Regions from separate parts of the Homo sapiens genome. Here regions 2, 3, 4 and 5 are each linked to region 1. The links are chromatin contacts, found by Hi-C or POLR2A ChIA-PET in ENCODE. All regions are on one chromosome and are shown on one strand. The core of a region is the stretch at or near the end of the contact, and the rest is flanking DNA. Distances in the headings are between cores, read along the strand shown. Region 1 holds the start of AFF1 (ALF transcription elongation factor 1). Region 2 holds the start of THAP9 (THAP domain containing 9). Region 3 holds the start of PLAC8 (placenta associated 8). Region 4 holds the start of LIN54 (lin-54 DREAM MuvB core complex component). Region 5 has its middle 65 kb from the start of COQ2.

Region 1 (3,971 bases), core at 140-2,639:
GTTTCTGTGCTTCAGTTTCTGAGCTCTTCTCACTTTGCAACTGTCCCAGGGAACACTGGGTCTTCGCCTTAATTTACAAGTTTGCACTGAAGGTTTTAAATCAGTCTGATTTCCCCGTGGTGAGTCACACCCCGCAACGTGCACCAAGGGGGAGGGTGTTTAAAATTATCTCCGGCTCCACCCTTAAAACAAATCACTTGGCTGCAAGGCCTTTCCCCCTAACAGAGACTGGTTCAAGGGAGATTCGGACACATCTCCACCTCCAAAGCCAAGTGCCTTCCCGGGATGATCTGCATAACAATTTGCGGGTGCTGGTGGTGGAGAAGCTCCGGGAAGAGAAAACTAGCCGGACGGTATCGAACCGCCCGCAGGCCCGTCGCAGCTCCATTAATGCAACTACCATTACACTAAGGTAACGTGTGATTCACACTCTCCACCTTCTCTCCCCTCTCATTCGCTGGCTCCGGCGCTCGCACCGTCGGAGGGTGGGGTTGCGACGGCCACAGAGGATGGGACACCCGAGGGAAAAAAGCATTATCAAGAGAAATTAACCAGTCCCATACTAAAGACGCCTCTCCCTCTGTCCCTGAAGTTAAGTCTCAGAAGGTGGCTCCAACTCCTCCCCGGAGGCTACGGACCACCGACACACGCCTCCCTCCTGCTCTCAGCGAGACGCGGCGGGAAGCCCTCATCTCTCTCCACGACAGGCACAGGGAAGGGTCCCGGGGTGCAGGAGAGAAGAACCCCACTTTTCCCCGCCCCCTCCCCCCGAGAAACTTCTGGGACTCATTACGCAACTCAAGTAGCAGGTCCCAACAACGGGACAGCTCTCCGCAAAACGCGGGGTGCACAGGCAAACGTCTGACTTGGGGGCTGCGCGTGAGGGAGGAGCATGGGTCTCTTCCCATGTCCCCGTCCCCTGTTTTTCTACGCGCTACCTGCCGCGGGATCGCAAGTAGGGCGGTGAGAGCTCTGAGCCCTAGCCCGTTCTCCCCGAGGGCTCCCACCGGAAAAGTGGGAACGCCAGCGACTTGAGTCAGCGTGCTGGGAAGCCGGCAGAGAGGCGGGGAGAGCCTCGGCTTCCGAGAAGTCCGCGGCGGCGGCGTCGGGGGCCGGGCGGATCGACCCCCAGCCCTGGGTGGCGCAGGGCTGCGCTCACCTTCCAGACCCTTCCGTCCTCTAGTCCCGGGTCGGGCGCCCTCGTCACCTCCGCCCTCCCCTGACCTGTTGCGGTGGGAAAGGGCGCAAGTGCGGACGACGCAGGGGAGCGCCTCCTCCCGGGGCTCGGCTGCGGAACCGCGGAGGCAAAGGTGCAGCTGCGGCCGCAACGCGCGCAGGCGGCGGCCGAGTGCGCAGGGGCCGCGCGCGCCCGTCGCTCGCTAGCTGGCTGGCAAGCTCAGCACGCCGGCTGCCCGGGACGCCCCGAGGCCACGCCCTCCGCGCGAGGCCCCGCCCCCACCCCCACCTCCCGAGCTGCGGTACCGGGTTCCGCCCCGGCCCGCGCCCTCTAGCTGGCGCCACCCAAGCGGCAAGGGACGTCGCGGCCCTCCCGGGATTGGTGGGAGGATCGTGGGGGAGCGGCAGCTCAGGACGGAATACGGCAATGACCGCCCCGGTCGCGAGGGTGACCCTGCCCCGGGCTGCTGTGGGGGCGCAAGAACCCTTTCACTTTACGGCGAGATTAAGCTCAGGGTCAAGTTCTGAGCAAAAAGTGTCAAGGAGCCTTTTTGCAACCTCCTATAATATTGAAACAGATTCTGTGCCCTTTAAAGGAGATAATAACTAACATCTGGGGAGCGCTTTACAATTTAGAAAAGGCCTTTCACACACAGGCCTGTTTCATCTTCACAACAATCTTATAAAACAGATATATTGTTCCCATTTCCCAAATAATGAAACGGAAGCGCCGAAAAGTAAGTATTGTGCTCAATGTCACAGGCTACTAAGTGGCATGGGAAACCAGGTCTCCTGAATCTAGCCTCCGGGTTTCTGCTCTCCACCAGCCCAACCTCAGAAAATTCTAATAGGTGCAGGGGGCTTTGGCAAATAGACCCATGGGAAGAAGGGGAAACTTATGTCTAGTTAAGTCGCTGCCCGATTCCTGCTGTAAACATACCAAGGAAAGCAACAGGCTGTCTTCATTGTGTTGTCGCACCTTCCTTCCTGAAAGGGACGCAGAAAGATTACATCAAATGGCCCAGATGAGATTTCGCCGACAGTATTTTATGGTTTAAAATGGGTGAAATTATTTGGATGAAGAAAAGCGCCTTACTTAAATTTAATATGATGTGTAATGTAAATTGGTATAATGTGTGAAAATAAGCCCCTCCCTGCCTTCTCTGCCTTTTCTCTTTTTAATTTTGTTTGTCTCTACTGCTCTGCTCAACTCTTTTATTGTCCACATAATTGAAAACCTAATTGATGGATATTTGCATTTCCAAATTAAACCTTTGGCTACTTGACTTAATTTCCCATGGATTGTTTTCCAAAATATAACTCTTCGCCCTACTCCATATCCTCCCATCGGGAGATTGGTTTACCTAGACAGCTAAAATAATTAAGGTGTCCCTGATGAAACCTGGTGGTGTATCTATCTAAGATGAAAGTTCTGGTCATCCCTGAGCAGGATGGGACAGGAGTCATCTCTTACAAAGTGTTTGTACACCTTTTAAAGGTTTCTAACAGAGACTGATCTCTATTCTAATCAATAACAAGTATTTTAACGTTTTTGCTATATAATGAATACATTTCATTGTGAAATATATATTAGCATGGTAATATTTTATAATCTGAAAACTTTTACCACTTCTATCTAAAATGTTTTCCTTTTTTGTGTTCTTTTTGTGTCATCCCATAGTATCTCCTATAGGGCTCTTCAAACTGTGGTCAACTTAGTAAATGATGTTGACAGTGGAAGTGTGATCATTTTATTTTCCTGCCTTTGGAATTGAAGATTGTAATTTTGCAAAAATTTTGTTGAAGATGATGTAGCTTTGGTTCAGAGAGTAAGTCATTCCATTTATATCAATATTCTTAAGGCAATGTGCTAGGTGACGAGCCATATTGATGACAAAGACAGAGCTCCTATTTTCATGACATTCCAGTGTGGTGGCAGAAACAAGCAAGTAAATAATTCCAGTACACACTTCTGTTGATTTATTTCGTGAATGGTGACTGGCTATTTAAAAAGACTAAATCAAATTAATTTTCTGATAATGAATAAAAAAGGATAGCCATGCCAGTGAGTTATTATTATTTTTTAAGTTGCCTTTCTCTCTCTTCTGCTGGTCATCTTATATAAATAGTCAATAAGAAGGCTATTTTAAAAAGTGATTACACTATATCTACTTTAAAAAATTTTTTATATCTACTTTTTAAATTTCAGACATAAACAAAAGGAGAGTAATTATGTAATGGAGTTGCAGATATTTAACTTTGTTAGCTACACTTTCCTCCATCATCTTCCTTACAAGAATTCTTAAATTACATTTTTAGCACACTCAATGAAATTCCAGCACTTTCTTAATTTTGACAACCTAATCTCATACATTTCAGATTATGTTTCTAATAAGATGAAGCATGTTTCTGACATCGGTGCTTTTTTTTTTTTTTAACAGAACCCCCCCACCCCCCCAAATAAATCTCCCTTTTAAATATGATGATGGGACTTTTTAGGTGCTTCTTCATATGAGGGCTCCTGGGATGTTACCTGACAATTTTCAGCCATGATTTTACTTAAAATTTAAAAACAAATTAGTTAAACCCCTGGGACTCATAGAAGCTCACAGGATGTATTCTCAGAGCACCTAAACAGCCCATGAGGAGGGAAGACAACATTAAGATAGAGGCAGGTGAGGAATGTGCCCAGCATCACAACATGGACAACTGTTTGGTCAAACTGAAGTACTTCTAAACTCTGCAGTTGTGCAAGATCCAAGCATTTTAAGCCAGCAGTTTAAATTATGTTCCTC
Region 2 (3,898 bases), core at 1-2,500, 4.0 Mb after region 1:
AAAGTCTTACGTTTTAGTTTTACAAAATTCTACAAGGCAGGTTTTTATTCCTCTTACAGAAGAAGAAACCAAGACCCAGAGCCAAGTACAGACATCAGTAAATACTCAATTAAAATTGGAATTCATGTCTCCCTAGTTTAAAACTACCTCTATCACAAGAAAAATCCCAAATCAATTATGGTCTCACATACACAATGAGTTGGTTCACACTGCTAACAATTTAGGTGGAGGAATCAGCCCTATTTAAAAAATAGAAAACAAAAAAAAAAAAAAATCAATGAATTTTATACATAGCCTACCATACATACTCTAAACTCCTTAACCTGGCATTTACATTTTTAAAATGGTTTCTCAGGTACTTTTCCACTCCTCTATATTTGCACTTTCTATCCTTTACATTTTCCCATGCCATTCCTAACTACCCTCTTCCTACCCCCCCTTTCCAACCATAAAGTTCTTTTTGATCTTTCCATAAATCTGCTCCTTTTGTCTGTGAGGATCTATTTTACCCACTTTTCTACTTGCTAGTGTACCCTGAATACTGAATGACCTATACCAGTCTGAACCATGGATATGAGTTCAGATAAGACTGATCTGAAATTCTTCCCCACTGTCGAGCCAAATGAAACTTCCCTGCCATGATCAAATCCAGCCAGAATCGGACCGGCCTTGCACAGCTCGGCTAACAGCACTTAAGAACTTGCAATGTCAGGCAGTACAGGAGAAAACTGATCTGTACTCGTGCTCAGGAAGACGCCACACACACACTTCAACCGTTGTCCTAAACTGCCTTCCCTTTCGGCCTCCTCACTTCAAATAATAAGACCATCCAATTAATGGAGGACTCCTTTCGCGTAACTCTCCTTAAAGCGGTAGGCGGTGCGAGAACCGGCTATTCAGAGGTAAACACTGGGCGGGAAGAGAGAGAATCTCAATTCTCACAGTGCCCCAATTCCGCTCCCACGCCCCGACGCTGCGCACGTCACGTCGCGTCACACACGCGGCGCGACCCACAGTGCGGCCCGGCCCCGCCCCACGCCACGCCACGGCCCGCCGGGCCCCGCAGGGAGTTCGAAGGCTTCGAGGCTGCTCCCATACGCACTGGTGGAAGGAGAGGCCGCGCTCCCGGCTGAGCACGGTGTCACGGGTGCTGCAGCCCACTGCGGAGCAACTTCGGGTCATCTTCTTGTTACGTGGGGCCCCACCTTCGGGGTTCCCGCGACAGCATGAATCACGACCACTTTAGCTCCGCCCGTTGACTCTGCGGCTACGACCTTTATTTGTCACGAAAGGCGGGCTTTAGAGGCGCGGGACTTCCACACTTCCTCTCCGAAGGCCCTGCGCCGGTGCCGTAGCCAATGACAGGCCACGTTGTGTCCCAGCAGCCAATCGGAAGGGCCTGAGCCTGAAGACGTGCATTTGACCGCTCCTCCCTCCGCGTTGGAGGCGGAATAGTGGGTTTTGCTGCAACCGGTTTATTTTCCTTCTGTTTTCACCCATTCTGGCACAATCTGGCGCCATCGTCCTTCTTGTGAGGCCAAGCCTGAAAATGCGAAGCAGAGAGGCAGGACCAAAATTGAGGCGAATCCAGGAACCTGCCAATGGGTCTCCGGGTGCGGTCTCTGAAACTGGAGGATATCGGGAGGAAAGGGTATGGAAGAGGGATAAAACACGGTGCCTTAGGTGTGTTGAAGACAGAGTCGGGCCAAAAATATATGATTTACTGAGATGCGTGTCGTGTTCTTGCGCTTTATCTTGTAGCTCTCCGATGCGGAGATAATGGGGAAGCTCTTGGCATGGTTGGCTGTAGGTATGTGATACCGGAGGAGCAGGAGTCAAATAGGATACGCCGACTTTTAATTCAAGGAACCCTTTTCTGAAACACTTTGCCACAATGAAGGAAATAAGGTAAGGTTCTTGGGGCTCCTCAGTAGTAATAGGGGCAGGGGACAAGGGGCAATTAAGTGGTTTTGGTTGGGAATGAGGCATTATGAATAGCTTTCAGGAGATAGAGCTTAGAACAATGTCTTAGTTATAAGCTCTTATGTTTGAGGAAGAGATTTCAATTTGCTTAGAGAAGGAAACGGGCCAGTGGGTTTTTGTCTCTGAGAAGGAGATCCTTAGCATACAGAAAACAGAGAAGGGTTTGCAACTTTTCCGTTTCTTTGTATAGCACACAAAAATAATTCCAAATATCCAGGCCTAACAAGATTGCTTCTTTTTCCCCTTTGTGTTTACTTTGTCCAGATTACAGCCGAAGATACATATTAAGGTATTACTTATTCACACCAGTTTTCCATTATAATATGCTTGTATCTTCTCTGAATGGAATTAATAGCTTTTGGTTATGGTTCCTTAAAAGTCACATGGCCTAAGGATAGATGGTCAAGGAACTTTGGAAAAATTGGTCCCTGGGGGATGTGCAGGGCAAATACTTTTTGGCTGTAAGGTGTGTGCAGAGAGTAAGAACTGGATTTAAATACTGTAAGTTGGTTGGGCTGTTAGAGCCTTTTCCTGCTCAACCAATTAAGACCCGAGTGAGGCTGAATAAAAATAACATTGTTTTTAGCTATCTTTAAGGAAAAAATTAGTTGCCTTATATTTTTGTAACAGTTTTACTCAGATATAATTCTCATACCACACAACTAATTGGTTTAAAGTGTACAATTCAGTGGGTTTTAGTATATGCACAGAATTGTGGAACAGTCACAATCAATATTAGAACATTTTCATCACTCCAGAAAGAAACCTCATTCTTACTAGCAGCACCTCCAAATATTCCCCCACCCCGCTCAGCAAACACTAATTTAGTTTCCGTGTGCCTCTGCCTGCTCTGTACACTTCATGTAAGTGGAATTATGAACTAATATATGGTCTTTGTGACTGGCTTCTTTCACTTGGAATGTTTTCAGAGTTCATCCATCTTATAGCACGTATCAGTACTTTATTTTTTATTGCTGAATCGTACTCCATTTTATGGATGTAGCAGATTTTGTTTATCCGTTCAACAGTTGGTGGACATTTGGGTTTTCCAATTTTTTTTTTTACTATTATGAACATTTGTGTACAAGTTTTTGTGTGGACAAATGTTTTCATTTTCCTGATTACACACCTAAGAGTGGAATTGGTGAGTCATAAGATAACTGTGTTTAGCTTCTTGAGGAAGTGCCAGATTATTTTCCCTAGTGGCTGCACCATTTTACATTCCCACCAGCAGTGGATGAGGCTGCCAGTTTCTCCACATTTTTGTGCATGTGAAGTGGCTGTCTCATCGTGGTGTTTGCCTTTTCTTAAGGACTCAAAAGTTTGCAGATACAGGCATTCACTTGCCATTTTCTTAAGGTAGAGTTGAAAGTACTGCTGCCAGTTCATCATCTGAAATGAGGGCTGTTTTCTTTCCTGTTTAATTGGATTGCAACTATTTGCCTTTCCTAAAGATGAAATAGTGTGCTTCCTACATTATTCTGACAACATTCCTTTAATTGTTAATTTCAGATGAATTTCTGAAAACTGCTTTTATCAGAACAGATTTACTTAAATGAAGGCAATAGCCGCAAGGGGTCACTGCTCTAGATATTTACTTCTGCATAGGAAATAAGTAATCCTTTATAGATGGAATTTTTTTTTCTTAGTTGTATTTTTGTATCTTTACATTTGTTTATAACTTATCTATACTTTTTTTGTTGTTGTGATTATTTTACTGTTGACATGGAAGTTCTCAATCTGATCATTTGGTTATATCATTGCTTCTTCTAGTAACTTCATATCCAGTGATTAAACCTTTTCACTGCTGTTCACATAATGAACCGTTGTGATTATTGAATACTTAAATGAGGATATGTAAGCTGTATTAAAGATAGTGTTATTTGCAAAGGCATTGACTATTGCACAAAAAATT
Region 3 (4,068 bases), core at 108-2,607, 3.8 Mb after region 1:
GTGTGGTGACACAACACAGCTCACTGTAACCTCAAATTCTTGGGCTCAGGCAATCCTCCTGCCTCAGCCTTCCAAGTAGCGGGGACTACAAGCCTACGGGCACTTACCACCATGTCTGGCTAATTTTTTAATTTTTTGTTTTTGTTTTTGTTTTTTTTTAGAGACAAGGTCTCACTGTGTTGGCCAGGCTTGTCTTGAACTCTGACCTTAAGCAGTCCTCCGCCTGGGCCTCCCACTGTGCCGGCCCACCCTCATTTCTGAAAGGTTTTGTTAAACAAAGTTTATGAGAGGCCATTGTTATGGACTAGCCTCCTGCTCTAGGCCCCAGAAAATCAGACCAAACCAGAATGAAGTCGCTTGTGCTAAGTGACATATAATCAAACTGAACTTTGAAATGGACCAGTTTTCCAAAAAACAGGAGATTTCAGTCAACCTCAGTCAGTGTAGTAAGGAAGTCCTCTCTGTTTTAGTCCTATAAGGAAAGTAACTTTGAAACAACCAATCTATCTTTTTTTCTCTGTTTCCGCTTTCTTCATACTCACCAGGACACTCATTCTATTTTATAGAATGATGTGTTGCTTGATTCTAGAATTGCAAATAAAAGGCAATTACATCTTCTAAACTAAATTTGTTGTAATTTTGTCTTTTGATAGTTTAAACTATGGGATCAGAAATTCAAAGACTATGAATAAAAATTTCAAAAGAAAGAAATAGTAATACCACCAATAAGAAGAATAATTAAAAAGGTACAAAGAAATTGGATGCAACATTGTAAAAAGAGCCATAGTTTGGAGCTGAGCTGACATGAGCTAAAATCCTAGGTGAGTAACTTGTTAGCTATGTGGCCTCTGAAAGTCAGCTCAAGAATCTGAGCTTGTTTCCTCACCTCTAAAATTGAAAAAATAAGGCCTAACTATCAAAGTCATTAACAAGTCATTGATAATGCTTGGCCTATTTTAATGTTCAGTATCTGTAAGTTGATACCATTAAAGGATGCTTGAGATGCCAACTACTATATAATCTGAAACAATAATGATCTTTTTTTTCCCCACAAAGATAACAAAAAACAAACACAAAAAAACAACAGTAAGCTCTGCCAGACATGTAAAACCAATCAAACTATATAATGAATTAAATCCTTTCCCCATTAAAAAGACGTATCAGTGTACCTAACACAATATAGGAAAAGAAACACACCTTATTTGGCAAGAGATATATTCATTCTCCAGATAAGAGAAACACACATTGAAACCACTTCTGCTGGATTACTCTGGCCAATAAGAGCGTCTGAAACTGTTCTATGTACTATGCCCTGCGATAGAAACACAGTTACCTCTCCCCTTTCACGTAGTTTTCATTTGTGGTGAGATTCTCTCCCAGGCCACAAGACATTTCCTGCTCGGAACCTTGTTTACTAATTGTAAGTACTTTACAAGTAAGAACTTGTTTTAAAAACTTAGCATTCAAAAAAAAAAAGCTTTCTTTAAAAGTTATTTGATTTTCTTGTTTTTTTCTTAGCATGTTATATTTTGAGTTTCAGCTAAAAGACTAAGGTTTTCTTATCTAATTGCTTTAAATTTATACATTTAGTCAAATTCAACAATTTCTTGCTAAGCATTTTGCCAAATGCCAGGCTTTTCAAAGTAGTGTAAGATCCCAGCCTTGAATCCTCATCAATTGCTGCTTTCTGCAGCAAACACATATTATACATTGTATTTAGTAACATGATCATTAATTTCACTCTTTATTTCAATATGTATGCATGTTGACTTATGCCGGTCTAATTTCTTTCTGCTTTACAAATATTCTATTTTATCCATTCAAAGTATTTAGAAACAAGATATGGAATTTTGTAGATTTAGCTAATGAATTATAAGAATTCTTGAATTCTCACTATGAAAGTAAGAAAAACAGACTAGAATTCTTCAAAATTAAATTCTGGTGCTTCATTTATATGTATAAAGAGAGATGGAGAGATTATGAAATGGAAATGTTTCAATCAAAGCAAAAAAATGAAATTTAACATCAATAAACAGTAGAAGAGAAAAATCTCAATAATATGTCTAGTATCTGGATTAATCAATATTAATAATATGTATTAATATTACTATAATTAATATCATGTATTATATTAATATTAATGTATTTTATTAAGATAGTGGGCTGTCCTCAGGAGTGAAGTGCTCATAGAAAGGAGAGACAAATACAAGATTGATTCTTAACTAATAGATAAAATTAAGGTGTTTAAAATATGAGCCAAATACTGCAAGATTTCCTGACATTGAGACCATTCCACAGAACTTCCTAAAGAAAGGTATTCTAGTCTCATTCTCCAAAGCTTGCCCACCAAGATTCCCATTTCACTACCTCCTGCCCCCATTTTTCCTGCATTTTCCAAGGTGGCCCCTGCCAACTTTTTTTTAATCACTCTCTCTGCTCCTGTGGGGTTAAAGATGGCATGGAACAAAACAGCTGTGTGGTCACACCACAACGGGCAGAACTGCTGGCCACAGATAGGAAACCTCAGGCATCTCCTTAGCCCTTACCAAATCCAGCCCAACACGTTTACACACCCTGGCACTCAATAAAATATTTGCTGAATTAAATTGGATCTGTAGTTATTAGTAACAGAAGAAAAATAAGGCCACTGGTCGTGGGTTACAAAATGTGCTCTGCAAGGCCACTGGCATTAGAATCTTGTGAAGTGCCCAGGATACTGCACAGGCCCGCACCTGAAGGGAGAGGAGCTAGTTTGGAATGTGCTCCCGGGAATGCGAGAGGGTCTAGCATGGGCTTCATCGCATGGAGGAAGGTGTACCGTTTTTCGAATTCTCACCGAAGCAGCTACGTGCTCACCAAGCCGTGTCTGTGAGAAGGGCCACGTTTTTCTAGTTCATAGGACAAAAGCCTATGGCATAAGGGCAGCAGCCCTGCGGGTGCACGTTACAGACTTTTAGACCCTAGCTCATTCTATCTAAACCACAATCTCTGAACAGTGTGTAGAATTCTACATTGTACAGATTCCTCAACCCTAGCTCATTCTATCTAAGTCACAATCTCTGAGCAGTGTCTAGAAATCTACACGTTAAAGAGCAGTCCAAGTGGTTTTACTAATAGTAAGCTTTGAGGACCACTGAACTAAGGAGACAAGCTGGTACCTAAGGTCCTAGGAACTCTAGATTTTCAAGGACGTTTTCTCTCCACTTATTGCTGACCTTTTACCTTGAATGGCTAAGGCTAAAGACTTCATGGCTGAAGCAAAGAGAATTGTGGTTGTTTGAACAAGCAACAATTTTACATTTGTTTCTGTTTTACATTTGTTGCAACTTAAAAGATACCTTGAATTTTTAAATGATCACAGAGGCGCGTACAAATGAGTGTGTTTGCTTTCTCATCTGTTTTATAACTTTCAAGAAGGTATTTCTTTGAATAAGATATCTCACGGGAGAAGTTATTAGACCCTTTTTAGAATCAGCTAGAAGTGACAGATGGAAGTCCTGGATAGCAGTTCCCTTTAGGACTACTCTTCTACGCAGGGATAAGCCGAGTAGACTTCTCCACCAATATAGGTAATCTGTGCTAGAAAGGAACTTACAATAGCATCAGAAACCTCCTGGGGCCCCCCATTCTGCTCCAGTTCCTAGTGCTAATATTCACAGAAGCACCTGGGTCCCTGCAATCTCCCACATTCAAAAGAGGAAGTCAAAAGTACAAAAGTAGTGAAGGAAACAGAAACATACAATGTTGACTGTTGGGCTAAAGACTGTTGAGGCTACTACATGGAGGAAGTAATGTTCACACAAACTAACTGGCAGTTAGCATATGGATATTTGAGATACAGCTGATACATATATATATATATATATACATATATATATATACATATATATATATATAAATTTTTTTTTTTTTGAGACGGAGTCTCGCTCTGTCATCCAGGCTGGAATGCAATGGCACGATCTTGGCTCACCACAACCTCCACCTCCTGGGTTCAAGCGATTCTCCTGCCTCAGCCTCCCGAATAGCTGGGATTACAGGCATACACTACCACACCCAGCTAATTTTGTA
Region 4 (4,107 bases), core at 166-2,665, 3.9 Mb after region 1:
GGACTTAGCTTGGCCAGCAACGGTAAACAACCAAGCAGAGTGCGGATGGACGGGGCCGTCAGTGGGGAAATGAAGTTTAAAGATGAAGTAATTGAGAACACTTTATACTCTCAGCATCTGGTAGTCTGCATATAAAAACAGCAATTGGGGTGGGTGGTGGACAGCCCTTGTTGAAGGCTGAATCTACCGACTTTTATATGGAGTTGCCATTGAAACAAGGTAGGGAAATGAAATGACTTTTTCAACTTCAACTTCAACCTTACTCTTCCTACACTAACTTAGACAGTAGAGTGGCCCTGTTCGCAGCCTTGAAATTCAGTTTGCCCAGAGCTTATGTTGTGGTTGAATGATACAGAATTCAGCTTTTGGATGGTTAACTCTTTCTAAAATTGACAAAGGCAGCCAGTTTCCTTTTTTTTTTTTTTTAATGCTGATCTCTTCAGAAGCCTTGCAGCTTATGTTTTGTTATTTTTTAAATGATTAAGAATTACCTCTGTTCTCTTTTGGTTACTTATTCAACTGACTGATGACAAGAGCTGGTAACTCTTACCTACCTAGTAGGTAGCTCTAGGATCTTGTTCTGAAGCAAGCTGTTTATTTTTACTGTACAGAACAAATATATCAGCAGCAGATGGTTTTTTTTTAATTTGATGACTTAGATCCTAAAAAAACATTTGGCAAATAATTTTAGCTAAGAGTTATATTTTCAATATTTTAGAAATCGATCATTCATGAATGTTTCTACAATTAGTTCAATCATTTCAAATCTAGTTGCGCTTTGACGTCTTAAACCGATGACAGATTGGAAGTCGCAGTGTTCATGGACAGAAATGACCAGATAAATTAAGTTGGAGAGGAAGATAGCTCAGAACTTTATTTTTTTAAATTAGATATTTTGACCACTTCATCTGCATGAGGATTGCTGCCTGTAATTGACAAAGGTGTCAAAGGTCGAACATGCATATGGAAATAGCTCATCCTGTCAAAGTAGTTCTGCGGGTGGGGTAAAATGTCAAAGTTGGTGAATGACATTAAAGGTCTTTCACAGTGTTTTTAGTGCCTGAGATAGCCACAGTGAATGAAACGCATTCCACCATCTCTCTCAAGTTGCTGCTCTGAAAATGAAAGAGTTTGGGTTCTTTATTGTCCTTATGCCACCCTCCGCATGGCTTTTGGTCTTGCAAACAAAAATATGCCGGACTTGGGACCCCGCAGGTGGCGCGACTTCCTTTGGCGTCCCTGCGGGGGCCCGTGCTCCGCCCGGGGGTGAAAGGTCTCGGCGTAGCCCGTGTGCACTTGCACGGCCCTTGTGCGTTTGAAGGTTGGCGGGGCGGCGGGAGGCTTCCCCGGATATGTGGGTGTGCGCCTCCCGGGTGGGGCGGGCGGGGAGGGGAGGAGGAGGAAGGGGGAGGTTACTGGTGGTGGCGGCGGCGGCGGCGGCCCGGGCTCCGGCTGTCGGGGAAGCTGCTGAGCTGTGATGGTGATGACGAGGTGAAAATGGCGGATCTTTCGAAATACAATCCCGGCCCCTGACATACCAGAGGCGGCGGCGACGGCGACGTCGCCACCCCGGCTCCCTTCTCGGTCCCCGGGTACCCTGGAGCGCTCCAGTTTGGACAAACTGGGAAAGGAAGCTGCTGGCCAGAGCTATCGTGCACGGGCAAAACAAGCCCCGCCGGGGCTCGGGATTGCCCAGGACCTTCTGGAGCCCCTACCTCGGAGCCCGAGGGAGGAGAAAGCGGCAGCCGCTGGAGGTAGAGGAGGATGGGGTACCCGAGGGCTTCTCTGTCCGGAGATCTCTTTATTTGGGGGGATGGGGGTGGGTGGGGAAAGAATTGCGCGGTGGATCAAGGAATGACTTGTCCGGAGTGCGAAGAATCAGTAGCCTCGTCATGACATCAACATTATTCTTTGAGTGTTAAGAGGGCTCCAGTTTGCTCTTATACCTAAGGCTGCTGCTGAGGCCTAGAGGAACCGCTAGCACTTATCATGATTTCCTGATATAATGTTTAAAACAGCCACTCTGGCGGGTGTTGCTTTGATGGTGTTCAGCAGTTCTTGGGGTTGTACGTTTCTTTAGGGAGGCAGAGCATTGGCATTTTATCTGCATTTAAGATCTGTGTCTTAGATCCTAGTCTGTAACTTGTTGGGTTGTGGATGTTCACATTTTATAGAATAGGGACCAGTTTTGTAAGAATTAGAAAAAAAATTTTTAATGCTCTGTTATCCTTAGAGTAACTAACCTCTTTGCCCCTGCCATTTGGCATATAACAATTGAGATACTCTCAGTTATATTTTATACTCATGCTTTTCAGGGAAGTTCTTCTCTATACTCACCCTCCTGCCCCCGCCAACCTAGTTCATGAATTCAGAGAGTAAAGTTATGAAAAATTTTGCTGTAGATTTTATAATGCAAATGAAATACAGCTCTAGGAGCTCTCTTTTGGTCCTGAGTTTTACCTTCATTGTTAAGAAGGAGAGTTGCGATGGGGTGATGCAAGCATTTGTTGTGAGTACATTAAGTTGGGAAAAATAAATTGAGACCTCTGTTATTTCTAAATCACTAAATGCTGGAGTGATTAGCCTAGCCCTTTGTTTAGAGAGCTGGATTGATTGACTATAACAGCCACTGTTTTATTAGGTTATCTGAAGACCCATGTTAAGTTTTAGGTTATGCTGAAAGATCCGTAAGGAGTCTGTCTCCTTGCACACAACACTAGTGTTACAGAAAAGTTACATGTGAATCAAATTTTTAGGCTGGGCAAAAAAATTTTTATACATTAATTTGGACCCTATGCTTTTCCCCCAGCTTTTTTGGGTCAATGACATTGAGTGTATAATGAACAGAAGGATTAGTATTGAGGAATGCCCATGGGTAATGTTTATGATTAGCCCTAAATTTCCGTATTCAAATTGTCTACAGAGAGTATATGTGATATTATTTCCTTATTCAAATTGTCTACAAAGAGTATATGTAACACACTGTGCCATAGTGTGTCATATATCACAAATTTTGTAGTTTACTTAGAGGGGAAATATTTTGTGTGAATAGGTGTGTATAGTTTGTAGGTCTGGCTTTCACTTACTAGAAGAATAAGAGACCCAAAAAAATTTTTAGGAGAAATACCTTAGAGGTACTCAGAAGGTTTAATGATGACGATAATGATTATTTTTTAAAAATAATTTGTCTGATGCTGTATTATTCAGTAGGTATTTGGTTTTGTCTTTTTAAAATTACAGTTTTTATGTTGCAGTTATTTGACCCATGCCTTATAGCTGCTGACTCAGTAGTAAGACTAAGAATTTTAAAAATAATTAAAATAGGGAGATTAAAAAGCTTTTTCATTGGCTTTCTTTTAATCACAGAGGGCTATTGTCTCTTTGTGATTCTTTGTGATTGTCTTTAAAGACCAGTTTTCAGATTGTCCTGGTTAGAACAATTGTGTATTAATAATTAAAAGTGTGTTAGAAATGAAGCAAGAATTATACCACCAGAGATAGTCCAGTGTTCATTTTTTGGGGGAAGAGTATTATAGATTTTCACTACTTTTTCTTTATTTTTTTCCAAGGCAGAGTTTCACTCTGTCGCCCAGGCTAGAGTGCAGTGGCGCAGGCTAGAGTGCAGTGGCGCGATCTTGGCTCCCTGCAAGCTCCGCGTCCTGGGTTCACGCCATTCTCCTGCCTCAGCCCCCTGAGTAGCTGGGACTACAGGCGCCCGCCACCACGCCGGGCTAATTTTATTTGTATTTTTAGTAGAGACGGGGTTTCACCATGTTAGCCAGGAAGGTCTCCATCTCCTGACCTCGTGATCCACCCACCTCGGCCTCCCAAAGTGCTGGGATTACAGGCGTGAGCCACTGCGCCCGGCCGATTTTCACTACTTTTTCAAACATTATTATTGGGTGTCTATTAGGTGTCATATAGTATGCTAGGGATAGTGGATAAAATAACCTCAATATCATTACTTCAGGGAACTTTCAATTTAAGAATCACTGGAGGTGAAGTTGGAAGGATCAATTCAGTGGGGTCTTGCTGCAGAAGGCCTTAAGAGTTACAGAAAATGTAACTTAGTGTAGGATAATGACAATCTCAGAGATATACTTCAGA
Region 5 (3,994 bases), core at 793-3,292, 3.7 Mb after region 1:
CCATACTCTGTTCATCAGAAGTGAGTCACTAGGTCCAGCCCCAACTCAAAGGGAGGAGATTACATGAAGGAATAAATACCATGAGTAGGGACCACCTTTGAGGCTGCCTACCGCAGTTGAAAACTATACTTCGGTATTTCAAGGCCAGGTGTCATGGCTCATGCCTGTAATCCCAGCACTTTGGGAGGCCGAGGCGGGTGGGTCACTTGAGGCCAGGAGTTTGAGACCTGCCTACCCAACATGGAGAAACCCCTTCTCTACCAAAAATACAAAAATGAGCCAGGCGTGGTGGCACATGCACGTAGTCCCAGCTACTCAGGAGGCTGAAGCAGAAAAACTGCTTGAACCTGGGAGGTGGAGGTTGCAGTGAGCCGAGATCGTACTGCTGCATGCCAGCCTGGGTGACAGAGAATTGCTTTTCTTTGTACTGTGTATTTTATTTTTTGCATTTGAAAATAGTATTCTGAGAAGAGGTCCAAAGGCTTCACTAGCTGTATATATAACACAGACAAAGAGTCCCTGCTTCAGTGCCAGACAGATTTGGGTCCAAACCCTGCCTCACCCACCAGCCATGTGGACCTTGAGCAATAACTTCACCTTTGCAGGCATCGGTTGCTCCAACAATAAAATGGACATAATAACAGCATATATCATAGACTTGTTGTAAGGGTTAAATGAAGTCATGCAAAACATTAACATTCTGCCCAGAATATATTAACAAATGGTAGTTATCATCAGTTTAGAAAAGAGCGTGCCTAAATTTCATATGTGTGCATAGTGTTCTACTTCACATGATTATAGAAGCCTGGGATCATGTTTATTAGTGGTCGGGTTCTACTCTTTCTTCCGTTGTATATTTTAAATACCTTAACAAATGTGATGAAGCCTAACGTGTTGGTACCAGATCCCTTACCAAAAGCACCACATAGGCCAGGTGTAGTGGCTCACACCTGTAATCCCAGCACTTTGGGAGGCCAAGGCGGGCAGGTAACTTGAGGTCAGGAGTTGGAGACCAGCCTGGCCAACATGATGAAACCCCGTCTCTACTAAAAATACAAAAATTAGCTGGGCGTGGTGGTGTGTGCCTGTAATCCCAGCTACTCAGGAGACTGAGGCAGGAAAATTGCTTGGACCCAGGAGGCGGAGGTTGCAGTGACCCAAGATCACGCCACTGCACTCCAGCCTGGGTGGCAGAGCAACACTCTGTCTCAAACAAAAACAAACAAACAAAAAACAAAACAAAACAAAAAACACACGACAAAAAAATACCAAGTATTATTATATCCAGATGTATTATATTAACACAAATGACATAAGCATAAGAACGAAATACTGGGCCAAAACGTCCATAGCGGGGAAATGCATAATCCAGCAACCTTCTTACCCATAAAATCTCAGGCCTGATGGTTTGCATTTTCAATGCATTGGCCACTTGTTACACAGTATGCAGGTGACTGCTGTGGAAGATGAGTTGGACTGGAAAAAGATTAAAACCTCTTTCTTCCAGCCACCTGCTTCTGACCAGGTGTTCCTTCCTGCCAATGCAGTACAAAAAGGAAGAGGCAGAGAAGGACCGCAGTTACTCTGTCATCATGTGATCTGTGTTTGTGAATCACGTTTGACAGAGGGCTTGTGCTATCCAGGAATCCAGTAACCATTCAGAGTCAGCGTGGACACCTGAGAGTCAGGAATGGCTTGCTGCCTCCATCTGTTAGTTTCCCTGAGTCTGGAGACCAGGAAGGCAGGATCTGGAATGGGCAAGTGCAGTGTTTTCTCATATTCTGACTTGGAGTCAGGACCCAGGTAGAAACTGCTGGTTCCACTTTGGTAGAGAGCCTCTCCCCGAGCTGGCCTCCTTTGCCCTGGCATGTCCAGCACACAAAGGAGGACATTATTAATATAAACGAGCGGACAGCATCTGTTGCCAGAGAGTCTTAATTAGTCCCCAGCTGGGACTGTGCCACGGGCACATTGCATGTTAGTTGTGATTTCCCAGAAACAATGAGGGAAGACCGAAAACACGAAAACACGTTGTTCCTCCACAGCCCCGCCCTCTCCTGCAACCTCACTCTCAATTCTGGGTTGTAGTTTTTCAAAACAGTACTAGAGAGTTTGATCTGAAATATCTTGATTAGTACTGGAATGAAAATGAATTAAAATTAAGCAAAATGTACATGGGATCTCTTGGTACTATTTCTTACCAACTGCATGTGAATCTACAATTACCTCAGAATAAAAAGTTAAATTTTAAAAATTCAAGCTGCTCAGAATTTACTGTGACAGGAAGAAAGAAAGAAACTGAAAAGGAGGAGGAGGAGGAGGGAAAGAAGAAAGCCCTATTCTGAAAATCAACTTTCTATTTTTTTCTTAAATGGATTTCCTCAATCAAGTTATACCTATCCAAATGATATTCTGTGCCTAGTGGAAGGTTGTGGAACAGAAAATGACACCTGCTCTTTTCCTCTCCTTTCCCCTGACCAATCTGACAAGATCCTTAATAGCAACTGTAAAGAGTATCTCCAGTATTATAAACGAGAGCTGGTCAAGGCCGCCCGCAGTGGCTCAGGCCTGTCATCCCAGAACTTTGGGAGGCTGAGACTGGAGGATCAATTGTGCCCAGGAGTTTGAGACCAACCTTGGTAACATAGGAAGACCCTATCTCTACAAAAAAAAAATGTTTTTTTAATTATCCGGGCGTGGTGGTGTGCACCCATAGTCCCATCTACTTGGGAGACTGAGGCAGGAGGATCACTTGAGCCTGGGAGGTCGAGGCTACAGTGAGCTATGATCACACTACTGCACTCTAGCCTGGGTCCTGGGTGACAGAGTGAGGCCCTGTCTCAAAAAAATAAAAATAAAGAGAGCTGGTCAGAGTTGCTGACTCCCCTCCAGAGAGAAGGACAGAGAAGATACACTTTTCATGATAAATCCTTTTAGACTTCTAAATTTTATAGTGTGTATATATACTACCTAGTCCCAAAATATTATTCCTCAAATCTTACATAAGGTCTAGCTCAAACAAGTCCTTCTTGATTAAGCCTTTCCCGTTTTACCACTTAGAATTCACCACTAATAGAGGGGTAGTGCTCAAGCCTGGCTGCCAGTAGAAAAACCTGAGAGATTTTTAAAAAATGCCCAAACTCGGTGCCCTCCCCAGACCAGTGGACTGAGAATCGTGGAGGGGAGGAGGTCAATCTGGGTATTTTTCAAAGCTCCTCAAGTAATGTTAATATGTACTCGGGGTTGAGAACTTTTGCCCTGACCCTTTATGGAGCCCATATTTAAGCACTCACCCTATGAGTAAACTGAGTAATTGATTAAAAAGTAAAAAACACTTTCACACCTTTTATCTCATTTGGTCTCTATAATAACAACACGTAAACTGGGCTTCATTTTCCCACTGCACAGAGGAGGAAGTGGAGAGCTGAGCTGCTAGAAGTTACCAAGGTCCCTTTGAGAGCTTCAGTTCTGCACTTCTTGTATTTGATCATCTCCCCTGAGATTAACAGATTTTGCTCTCCCCACCCAGAGCCCAGTATCGCACCTTTCATTCAAGCAGTTCAACCTCAATAACCAAAACAGTGAAAAATGAGTAGCTCAGCAGAACACCAGGAAGTCACTCCCAGTGACAGAACCCCACAGGGTGGTTCAGCTTCCTCATAGGTTTCTCACATTACGGGTAACAGTTCATCTTCCTGTTTCTTTCACTTCTTGTTTACCCCTATCAAAACCACCTCAGTCGCATATTTGAAATGCATTTTCCCAAGCCCCAGATTAATCAGAATCCCCGCGGGTGTTGTTCAAGTATATCTTGTGTGTATGTGTGTATCTGTGGGAAAATATACATAAAATTCACCATCTTAGCCCATTTTGTGTGTGGTTTAAGCAACAAATATTTATTTTCTCACAGTTCTGGAGGTTGGAAGTCTGCAATCAGAGCATCAGCATGGTCAGGTGAGGGTCCTCTTCCCAGCTGGCGGGGGTCCACCATCTC

Evidence for each region. Hi-C counts contacts between places; a loop is a spot of excess contacts on that map. ChIA-PET counts read pairs that join two places held with the same protein, here RNA polymerase II (POLR2A). Pooled maps may share reads with other maps.
Region 2: a loop to region 1 is called in a map of CD8-positive, alpha-beta T cell, with 19 times the contacts of the local background. The contact joins the promoter of THAP9 here to the promoter of AFF1 in region 1. A Hi-C loop is called at or near these places in 1 of 168 maps with a recorded cell type or tissue (CD8-positive, alpha-beta T cell), 3 of 37 single-sample maps with no recorded cell type and 10 of 50 pooled maps.
Region 3: a loop to region 1 is called in a map with no recorded cell type, with 7 times the contacts of the local background. The contact joins the promoter of PLAC8 here to the promoter of AFF1 in region 1. A Hi-C loop is called at or near these places in 4 of 37 single-sample maps with no recorded cell type and 7 of 50 pooled maps.
Region 4: a loop to region 1 is called in a map of CD8-positive, alpha-beta T cell, with 10 times the contacts of the local background. The contact joins the promoter of LIN54 here to the promoter of AFF1 in region 1. A Hi-C loop is called at or near these places in 3 of 168 maps with a recorded cell type or tissue (CD4-positive, alpha-beta T cell, CD8-positive, alpha-beta T cell and naive thymus-derived CD4-positive, alpha-beta T cell), 2 of 37 single-sample maps with no recorded cell type and 11 of 50 pooled maps.
Region 5: a loop to region 1 is called in a map of CD8-positive, alpha-beta T cell, with 9 times the contacts of the local background. The contact joins the enhancer-like site here to the promoter of AFF1 in region 1. A Hi-C loop is called at or near these places in 1 of 168 maps with a recorded cell type or tissue (CD8-positive, alpha-beta T cell), 3 of 37 single-sample maps with no recorded cell type and 8 of 50 pooled maps. POLR2A ChIA-PET finds 5 or more read pairs at or near these places in 1 of 52 experiments (naive thymus-derived CD4-positive, alpha-beta T cell).

Annotation. Positions count from the first base shown.
Region 1 is chr4:86,932,429-86,936,399 of GRCh38, reverse strand. AFF1 (ALF transcription elongation factor 1) reads right to left here and starts at 1,389. Exons shown (of 21, transcript NM_001166693.3): 1 at 1,160-1,389. It overlaps AFF1-AS1 (AFF1 antisense RNA 1), which reads left to right and starts at 1,550. Exons shown (of 3, transcript NR_038841.1): 1 at 1,550-1,913; 2 at 2,858-3,005. It also overlaps a transcript of C4orf36 not described here. RefSeq lists enhancers at 1-74, 1-471, 472-1,013 and silencers at 326-464, 935-1,684.
Region 2 is chr4:82,898,087-82,901,984 of GRCh38, reverse strand. It overlaps THAP9 (THAP domain containing 9), which reads right to left and starts at 1,250. Exons shown (of 5, transcript NM_024672.6): 1 at 1,103-1,250. The coding sequence starts at 1,182. It overlaps THAP9-AS1 (THAP9 antisense RNA 1), which reads left to right and starts at 1,069. Exons shown (of 4, transcript NR_034077.1): 1 at 1,069-1,651; 2 at 1,762-1,908. SNORD144 (small nucleolar RNA, C/D box 144) reads left to right here and starts at 3,760; the gene lies at 3,760-3,845. It also overlaps a transcript of SEC31A not described here. RefSeq lists a silencer at 891-1,240 and enhancers at 766-1,285, 1,551-1,670, 1,286-1,805.
Region 3 is chr4:83,112,018-83,116,085 of GRCh38, reverse strand. It overlaps PLAC8 (placenta associated 8), which reads left to right and starts at 1,357. Exons shown (of 5, transcript NM_016619.3): 1 at 1,357-1,420.
Region 4 is chr4:83,008,131-83,012,237 of GRCh38, reverse strand. LIN54 (lin-54 DREAM MuvB core complex component) reads left to right here and starts at 1,415. Exons shown (of 13, transcript NM_194282.4): 1 at 1,415-1,754. RefSeq lists a silencer at 1,326-1,405 and an enhancer at 1,476-1,575.
Region 5 is chr4:83,217,484-83,221,477 of GRCh38, reverse strand. No RefSeq gene overlaps it. Among named protein-coding and RNA genes, the nearest start is that of COQ2, 65 kb to the left of the region's middle. RefSeq lists an enhancer at 1,684-1,943. Within about 2 kb of position 2,042, at least 16 of the 41 ENCODE cell types and tissues checked have a DNase peak (open chromatin) inside an H3K27ac peak, as active enhancers do; they include CD8-positive, alpha-beta T cell, where a contact is called at or near this core.